Linked DNA regions of Homo sapiens: regions 1 and 3 are each linked to region 2. The links are chromatin contacts, found by Hi-C or POLR2A ChIA-PET in ENCODE. All regions are on one chromosome and are shown on one strand. Each heading gives the region's core, a stretch centred on a gene start or an enhancer-like site at or near the end of the contact. The rest is flanking DNA. Distances are from core to core; before and after follow the strand shown.

Region 1 (2,700 bases), core at 139-2,638, 230 kb after region 2:
CGAGACTAGCCTGGCCAACATGGTGAAAACCTGTCTCTACTGAAAATACAAAGAATTAGCTGGGTGTGGTGGCGGGCACCTGTAATCCCAGCTTCTCAGGAGGCTAAGGCAGGAGGATTACCTGAGCCCAGGAGCTGGAGGCTTCATTGAGCCATGATCATGCCATAGCACTTCAGCCTGGGCAACAGAGCAAGACCCTGTCTCAAAAAAAAGAAGGAAGGAAGGAAGAAAGGAGGGAGGGGAGGGAGGGGAGGGAGGGAGGGAGGGATTGATTCTAGTTATATAATTCTATGTATAAAATATGCACATTTAAAAAAATATAAGGAAGACATAAAGTTATATTCTTTTGACAAAAAGAATTGTATGTAATACAGAGATTATGTAAAGCCTATTTATGAAAGAAGGTAAAAAGAAACTAGTAAATAGGTGAAAGAGATGTAAAGAGAGTCACAGATGTAAAGATGTATTTTTGGTAACAAAGATTAAGAAGAAAAGAGAATAATTTTGTATGAGAAATAATCTTATGTGGTAAATTTTTGTCCTACAGTAAAATGACTGTTTATTTAAGAAAGAGGGAAATTTATGACAAAACAAAAAGTTCAAGCATGTTGTAAATTGTCTGTGTAAATCATGATAAGGTTCATAAAAAGAAAAGCTATAAAAAATTTTGTGTATGATTAACTTGGCTATAATTAAAAGGAAATAATTTATAATAGTCATGATAAATGTGCTTAACTGCACAAGCAGCCAAAGGGCACAGGAACCACTCTGATTATTCTGTATAGAATTCATTTCCTAGGCCGGGCGCTGTGGCTCACGCCTGTAATCCCAGCACTTTGGGAGGCCGAGGTGGGAGGACCACGAGGTCAGGAGATCAAGACCATCCTGGCCAACATGGTGAAACCCCGTTTCAACTAAAAATACAAAAATTAGCCAGGCATGGTGGTGTGCGCCCGTAGTCTCAGCTACTTGGGAGGCTGAGGCAGGAGAATCACTTGAACCTGGGAGGTGGAGGTTGTGGTAAGCCAAGATCGCACCACTGCACTCTGGGCGACAGAGTGAGACTCCGTCTCAAAAAAAAAAAAAAAAAAGCAGCTGGGTGTGGTAACACACACCTGCAATCCCAGCTACTCAGGAGGCTGAGGCAGGGGAGTCACTTGAACCTGGGAGGCAGGAGTTACAGTGAGCCAAGATCAAGCCACTGCACTCCAGGCCTGGGCAATAGAGTGAGACCCTGTCTAAAAAAAAAAAAAAAAAGAAATTCAATCTGGTCCTGCACCCCACTATTAACTATATCTACCACATCAGTGCTCCTACAGGGGAGGCTACTTCCCTGAACACAGAGAGTGGGTGAGAGTCTCAGGTCCTTGAGGAAACTGCAGGCTTCTGGCTCCTCCCAGTCCTGGGGAGTTTCCCAAACCTCTCTCCCTTTGTCTTGACACTTCCTCTCATTCTCTTCCCCTGGGGTCAACCCACGTAATCCCGGTGCAGCCCATTCCTTCCTGGATTAGCCCACTAAAATGCTAAAACCCATCAGAGTTTCCTTACCACCAACACTGCTCGTGAACAAACCTGTCACCAGGACCTGAACTGTACCAAGGGATGCTTTTCCCCACTATAATCTTCATCAACCTCTTAAATAAAATAAGCACTTATAATATCCTCATATAAACATGAATAAAGGCATCTCTGGAAATGTTTCTGTTTTAATTAAGCTGCAAACGCTTCATCCTTACAAGGCATATAGAGTTTCAAGGCAAACCCATAGTTGCCCCCCACATCCCCAGACCACCCCCTCCTGACTGAAGCAGAAAAATAGGGTCTGGAGGCAGGGAACCTAAGGCCGATTCACGCTGACTTTCTAGAACTAAATCAAAAGGAAAACCCCAACTTTCCACACCTAAGTAACAAAAGGACTGGAGGCTACTCCCTTTGCAAACCCCACCCCCCTTTTCTGTGGGGCCGACGGAAAATTGAAAGTATCTCTGATTGGTTGATTTCTGCAACCAGATATTTGCATAGGAGTGTAACTTTGTAACTTCACTTCAGCCTCTGATTGGTTGCTTTCCACAACCAATCAGACACTTACAAAGGTGTAAGTTACTTTGTAACTTCACTTCAGCCTCTGATTGGTTAATTTCTGCAACCAATCAGACTGATAGTGGGCCACTATTTCTTTTACTTAGAGTGTACACCAAGTCGCCAGTGGGAAACCTCTAGAGGGTATTTAAACCCCAGAAAATCCTATGCTTGGTCTGTTCGCACCCTGTGGAGTGTACTCTCGTTTTCAATAAATTTTTGCTTTTGTTGCTTCATTCCTTCCTTGCTTTGTTTGTGCATTTTGTCCAATCCTTTGTTCAAACTGCCAAGAACCTGGACACCCTCCACCCATAACATAACCAGATTGCTGCCTTTGAGCCTCTTCTTTTTTAGAAATTCTAAAGGCGCTACTGAGAATATGATGCATGTCCCTTCAGCCACTAGCTGTTCCCATCTCTTCTGGGAGATGTTCAGCGCTGGGTCCTCTCCACCTGCCCACAGGTTTAGGGAGCCGAGGGAGCCTTCCAGAGCCTCTAAGTCACCTCTCTAGGAGGCTGTCTGCCTGGCCCACACACAGGCAGGCCCCATTCTTGGCCTCCCCAAGCCAAGAGGGCACAGACTGATGATCCAGGGCAGGTCTAGGCAAGTGGGGCATGCAGG
Region 2 (2,700 bases), core at 60-2,559:
ATTGTGTTTAAAACATAGATTTCTACTATAAAACTTCTGCATGTAAATTACTTATAGATCTCCTAGGAAACATTTAGTGTTTTGTCTCTCCTCTAGTTTTCTTTCTTGATCTTTGGGTCCGTGGGTTCAGTCCCAGTGGTTTCTTCTATTATGTCAGTCACCATTGCCTCAGTTCTATTCCTTCTTCTCATTCCTGTAATTTCTATGATGTGGCCTCTGGGATGCCATTTGTTTCTCCGAGATTTGCCCTCCTTATCTTCCATTTTCTCTCCCATTATTTTAAGATTGCTATCTTTTTTCTGAGTTCTGGGTATATTCCTGGAGTTTGGCCTCTACTTTTCCTGTTCAACTCTCCACGGTACTCTATTTGTGAGACTTATCACCTTCCACTCAGGTTTTCAGTTTAGTGGATTTTCCATCTCTACCCAACTTTTCCTAAATTTGGGGGGGTTTCCCTCCTTTTTGAGTGCTCTCTCTCTAGTATCATCATTGTAGGGCTTTTCAAAATTCCTGTTGGCCGGGCGTGGTGGCTCATGCCTGTAATCCCAGTACTTTGGGAGGCCAAGGCAGGCGAATCATGAGATCAGGAGATCGAGACCATCCTGGCTAAGACGGTGAAACCCCGTCTCTACTAAAAATACAAAAAATTAGCCGGGCATGGTGGCAGCCACCTGTAGTCCCAGCTACTCTGGAGGCTGAGGCAGGCGTGAACCCAGGAGGCGGAGGTTGCAGCGAGCCGAGATCACACCACTGCATTCCAGCCTGGGCAACAGAGCAAGACTCTATCTCAAAAAAAAAAAAAAAATTCCTGTTAACATGAATCAGAAACTTTCTAAAATTTTGTTGGTATCCTGCAGTAAATCCATTTCAAAGTGTTCTGTTGGTCTCTCCTTCTGCACTGTGGTGTCTTTTTCTAGGTTCAGTGATTTTTCTGCTTGCTCATTCTTATAAATGGAAACCTGGGCTTAGCAATTGACAATATAAGTTGTGGCCTAGATCGGCTAGGGTCTCCAACAAAGTCCTTCAGACTTCAGGAAAAAGAGATTTTACTTTATTCTAAATTTGTACGACTAGGGCCGAGACCCAACAGCCTGTTAGGAATGGGGGAAAGAATGAAAAAGAGAAAAGCCCAGCAGTGCTGTTCACCAAACCCTGGCCTCAGATGCAGCCTGCTCTTCCCTTGCAGCATCCTGCCCAGGGAGGAGGCTCCACTGGCCACCAGCCTTTGGCTCTGGGGCAGGCTCTCTGAGCAGGAGCCATGTCTGTGAACTTGAAATAAACCCTCTGCTCTGATGTTTGCAGGATTGCTCGGATGATACGTCAAGAAAGAGGCAATGCCCTGCTTGTTGGAGTAGGAGGCACAGGAAAGCAGTCACTCACGAGACTTGCAGCTCATATATGCGGTTACAAATGTTTGCAGATTGAACTCAGCCGGGGATATAATTATGATAGTTTTCATGAAGACCTGAGGAAGTTGTACAAAATGGCTGGTGTAGAAGACAAGAATATGGTTTTCCTTTTCACTGACACCCAGGTGTGTGTTTAAATAGCCCATGGGTGAGAACAGGAAATGTATGGGTGTTACAATCGGGTGTGTGCTTTGAACAGTTTGTAGGATGAAGTTCAAGGGGATTGTTCCCTTTGATAACAGATTTCCTGCAGCTTGTAAAAGACTTTTATAATACATTTTTATTTATTTTACCAAGTATTGTTTCCCTCTTTAAATTCTTAGTAATTAAATTTGATCAAAGGTCGAGGAGGTAAGTTTTTAACTTTTCTTTGAGGGAAAAGGCAAAGATAACAGAAGGTAATAAACTATAAAAGTGCATATAAGAAAATAATTTACCAAAAATTCAATTAGGGAAACATGACTTTACCTACAGAAAGGAAAAAGTAAGGGCTATCTTTTGGGTTAAATTACCTTTAAAATTGAAGTAGGATTACATCTATATCTACAACAGCTAAATTAACTGATCTTGAATTAATTCTATAGCAGAGGACTTTCTACATTGATTATTCTTGGGTATTTTTTCTTTAGAGAAAATAAACCCATCTAGAAATTAGCCAACGAATAAAAAAGTGATAGATTTGATGCATAAATGTTTTAAATATTGTAAGCAGAATTAAATACAAAGAAAAAATTGGAAAAATATTTTTAGTATCTATGACATGCAATGAGTTTATATCTTATTATAAAAATACTTATCACAAATGAAAAAGGAAAAGTCAAGCACATCTATAGAAGAAATAGAAAAAATGTGATAGAATGTGAATACACAGTTCCAGAAAACAAAGGGCTTTAAACACCTGAAGAAATTTTCAACCTCACCATTAATGAAGGAAATTGTAATAAATAAAAATGCGAGTGACTTGGCCTTGCAAGTTGATAATGGTAAAAAATCATAATATACAGAGTTGGCAGAGGTGTGGGAATAATAGGCCTGTTTATTCTTCACTGGGAGATTATAAATTAGCAAAATCTTTCTGGAAGGTAGTTGGCAATATGTAGGTAAAGCCTTTACATTTCTTTTACGTTATACTCAAAGCTATGTACAAAGTTGCATGTATAAGAATATCTATTGTAATGTTTTTAAATAATAATCTGAGAGAGTATTAATGTCCAGTGAGAGAAAGTCATATACATAATATCTGATATAACCATATACTAGAGCACTGTGTAAAAACTGTAAAATTATATTT
Region 3 (2,700 bases), core at 15-2,514, 190 kb after region 2:
CTTCCCAGCCCGGAGCTCCAGGATCGGCTCTATTTGGCCGTCCTCTGCTTTGCTGCAGTTGGGATGAGGAATAAAATTGCGAATGGCCAGGGGTGGAGGCAGACCGGGGAGCTGCGCAGGTGTCATCAAAGGTGGGCCTCTAAATTCCAGCCCCCACTCCCTCAACCCACCCCCAACCCCCCCCACCCCCGCGTCGCGGGCGCACCAGAAGGATAAGCCTGGCATGGCCCTCTCCAGAGCCAGGGACGCACAGATATCAAACCCACCGGAACAAATGCGCGAAATTCAACCTATGCCGCACTCAGAAGAGAGGGACTCGAGAACCACAGAAAATTCTGAGTGTAGGAAAACTGATCAGAGAAGGAAATATTCATCTCGAAAGAGGTCCAGCCTCGGAGACGCAAGACCTGTCCGCTATAGAGCTGTGTTGACTCGGGCAGGTCACTGAGCCTCCCTTGCCTGGGTTTCCCTCACCCACAAAACGTTGATGCGAACATCTAAAGCGCCCGGCTGGACACGCAAGGCTCGGACAGTGGTCACTCCGCGAACGCACTCTGTGACCTGGAGCACACAGGTCCCCCGCTGAGTGTCAGTTTCCCAGATCGGTAAAAACAAGGGAAATGGCTTCAACTCCCTAAAGTCCCTTCTAACTCAGGCACTGAACATATGAAGGTTAAGCCAAGCAGCTTCAGGGCGCTGTTAATATTTTGATAAGAGCAGGTGAAATTAAACTCTTAAGGAAGAGAGGGAAGAAGAAACTTCAAATAAATGTGCCCAAGTTCCTGGTCCGGTACTCCCTGGCGGATCCGTCCCCCGAAAGCTCGCGAAAATGGCTGGCGAGACCCCAGAGGCTCTCTCGGACGCCCTTGGGCTGGCGGAGGGCAAAGGCCAGGGCACTGAGTCGCTTGGAGCCTGCGGGCTGCGCCCCCGCGGGAAAGGGGAACCCGAGGGCACGGAGAGGAGAGCGAGCAAGGAGCGCCGCGGTGCTAGGTGAAAGCCCAGCCGCGGAAGTCGGCTCGGGGTCCGAAAGCGCTGCTTCGCGGGGTTCGGAGGGAAACCATCCCAAGGAGGTGCAGAGAGGCCGGCTCTCCAGCACCCGACGCGCGCCTTACTTGGGGCTTGAGCTCGCAGTTGGCGGTGCCGGGCGCCCCGCGCCGCGAAGCTGCGCCCGTGGGCAGGAGGCAGAGGGTCTGCAGCAGGAACCAGCTCCAGGGACTCATCCTCCTCAAGGCGGCTCCGAGGCCCGGAACGCGGAGGGAAGGAGTAGGGCAGAGGTGGCCGCCCGCCCTGGCTAGCCGGGGCCGCGGGGCGCCTCCGGGCGGGGCTGGGGTGAGCCCGGCAGCAGCGGCCACGTGGGGCCGGGCCTCGACCTCCCTCCCCCCACCCCACCCCCGCAGGTCAGCCCCGCGCCTAGGCGGCAGCGGAGTCCCGAACCGCGTTTCTCCCGCCCAAACCCTGCCGGGGCCGCCGCCCACCTCGTGTGACCGCAAGAGGGGTAAAGTGAAGTTCCAGCGCTGTCCTAAATTCAACCTAAAATCGCATTGGTTCCTGCGTTTACGTCTGTGCTTATGCTGCCGATTGTGAGGGGAGGGTGCCTCTTGATTGAAAGAGGCAGACAAAATAAACAAATGAAAGGCTATCTATAAAGGAAAGTTCATTTAAACAAAGGAAATCTCACGGAAGTTTTGAATGTAAAAGAGAGAGGGGAATGGTCAGTGTGTGCATCCACTGAAAATCCAGGACCACAAAAGCTGGCACTCCATTAAGAGCCCTCTTAATGGATTTTTAGGAATAATATTAAGGATGTTAACACCGAACTCAGAGGATTGCCGCAAGGATTAAAAGAGGAAATTTATGAGAAACACCTTGATTGGCACACATAGCAAGCCTGCAAACTGCAGTCGCTCCCTTTCGGCTCCAAAACCCCACTGAGGATTTTTCACAGCATTGGTCCATCAGGAAGAAAAAAAAATTATGAAAGCAAGTAGCTGTGCCCCGCCTGCCGCACCTCCTACCCATGCCTGAGCGCACTTTACCACCACCTTTTAAAGTCCAGACGTCTGCGCCATTAACTTCGGAGTGGTGTTCGCAGGAGCATTTGTCGCAGTGGTCTTTAATTGCTTTAAGTCGCTGTCCATTTTGAGAATCTGATAACTGGACGATCTCCCAGGGAAAAAGAAAAGGGGGGGGGCAGATTTGCATACAATGCGGGGAGAGGTTTTCTGAAGCCCATTTCCAACTTTCCCGTAAAGAACCCCTGGCTTTGAAGAGCCAAGTCTTTCGAGATTTAACTCCACCAACATTTAGAGTTCAGATGTTTTTGTAAAATCGCTTTTTTCTAAGTTTGAGTGGGGATTTGCTTTCTGGAATTGACTGTCTCCTGTCTTCAGATGACTGCCCCGTGTCAGCCCGGCGGCAATCGTTAGTCTCCGGGCCAACCCAGGACGATGCTTTTTGGCGTTTTCAGGCACCAGCGCTGCCACCTGCTGGCAAAAACTTTCTCTTTCGGTTGTGAGGGGGAAAAGCAAAAAGCATCAAGAACGTAAGTTGCCCTGAGCTAAGATCGAACCACTGCACTCCAGCCTGGGCCACAAAGTGAGACCCTGTCTCTTATTTAAAATAAAACAAAACAAAACAAAACAAAAAACTCAAAAGGATGTAATTACCTATTATTTCATGTTATCTCTCCCACTCCAAATG

Evidence for each region. Hi-C counts contacts between places; a loop is a spot of excess contacts on that map. ChIA-PET counts read pairs that join two places held with the same protein, here RNA polymerase II (POLR2A). Pooled maps may share reads with other maps.
Region 1: a loop to region 2 is called in a map of naive thymus-derived CD4-positive, alpha-beta T cell, with 5 times the contacts of the local background. The contact joins two enhancer-like sites. A Hi-C loop is called at or near these places in 1 of 168 maps with a recorded cell type or tissue (naive thymus-derived CD4-positive, alpha-beta T cell) and 10 of 50 pooled maps. POLR2A ChIA-PET finds 5 or more read pairs at or near these places in 1 of 52 experiments (Panc1).
Region 3: a pooled map shows a loop between it and region 2 (4-fold over the local background). The contact joins the promoter of TRABD2A here to the enhancer-like site in region 2. A Hi-C loop is called at or near these places in 5 of 50 pooled maps. POLR2A ChIA-PET finds 5 or more read pairs at or near these places in 3 of 52 experiments (CD4-positive, alpha-beta T cell, H1 and naive thymus-derived CD4-positive, alpha-beta T cell).

The regions. Positions count from the first base shown.
Region 1 is chr2:84,922,888-84,925,587 of GRCh38, forward strand. No RefSeq gene overlaps it. Among named protein-coding and RNA genes, the nearest start is that of TMSB10, 19 kb to the left of the region's middle. RefSeq lists an enhancer at 2,192-2,241. Within about 2 kb of position 1,389, at least 19 of the 41 ENCODE cell types and tissues checked have a DNase peak (open chromatin) inside an H3K27ac peak, as active enhancers do.
Region 2 is chr2:84,692,947-84,695,646 of GRCh38, forward strand. DNAH6 (dynein axonemal heavy chain 6) reads left to right here. Exons shown (of 77, transcript NM_001370.2): 46 at 1,303-1,534. Among named protein-coding and RNA genes, the nearest start is that of DNAH6, 180 kb to the left of the region's middle. Within about 2 kb of position 1,310, at least 4 of the 41 ENCODE cell types and tissues checked have a DNase peak (open chromatin) inside an H3K27ac peak, as active enhancers do; they include CD4-positive, alpha-beta T cell, where a contact is called at or near this core.
Region 3 is chr2:84,879,820-84,882,519 of GRCh38, forward strand. TRABD2A (TraB domain containing 2A) reads right to left here and starts at 1,265. Exons shown (of 7, transcript NM_001277053.2): 1 at 1,113-1,265. The coding sequence starts at 1,220. RefSeq lists enhancers at 507-1,009, 1,010-1,510 and a silencer at 1,240-1,369.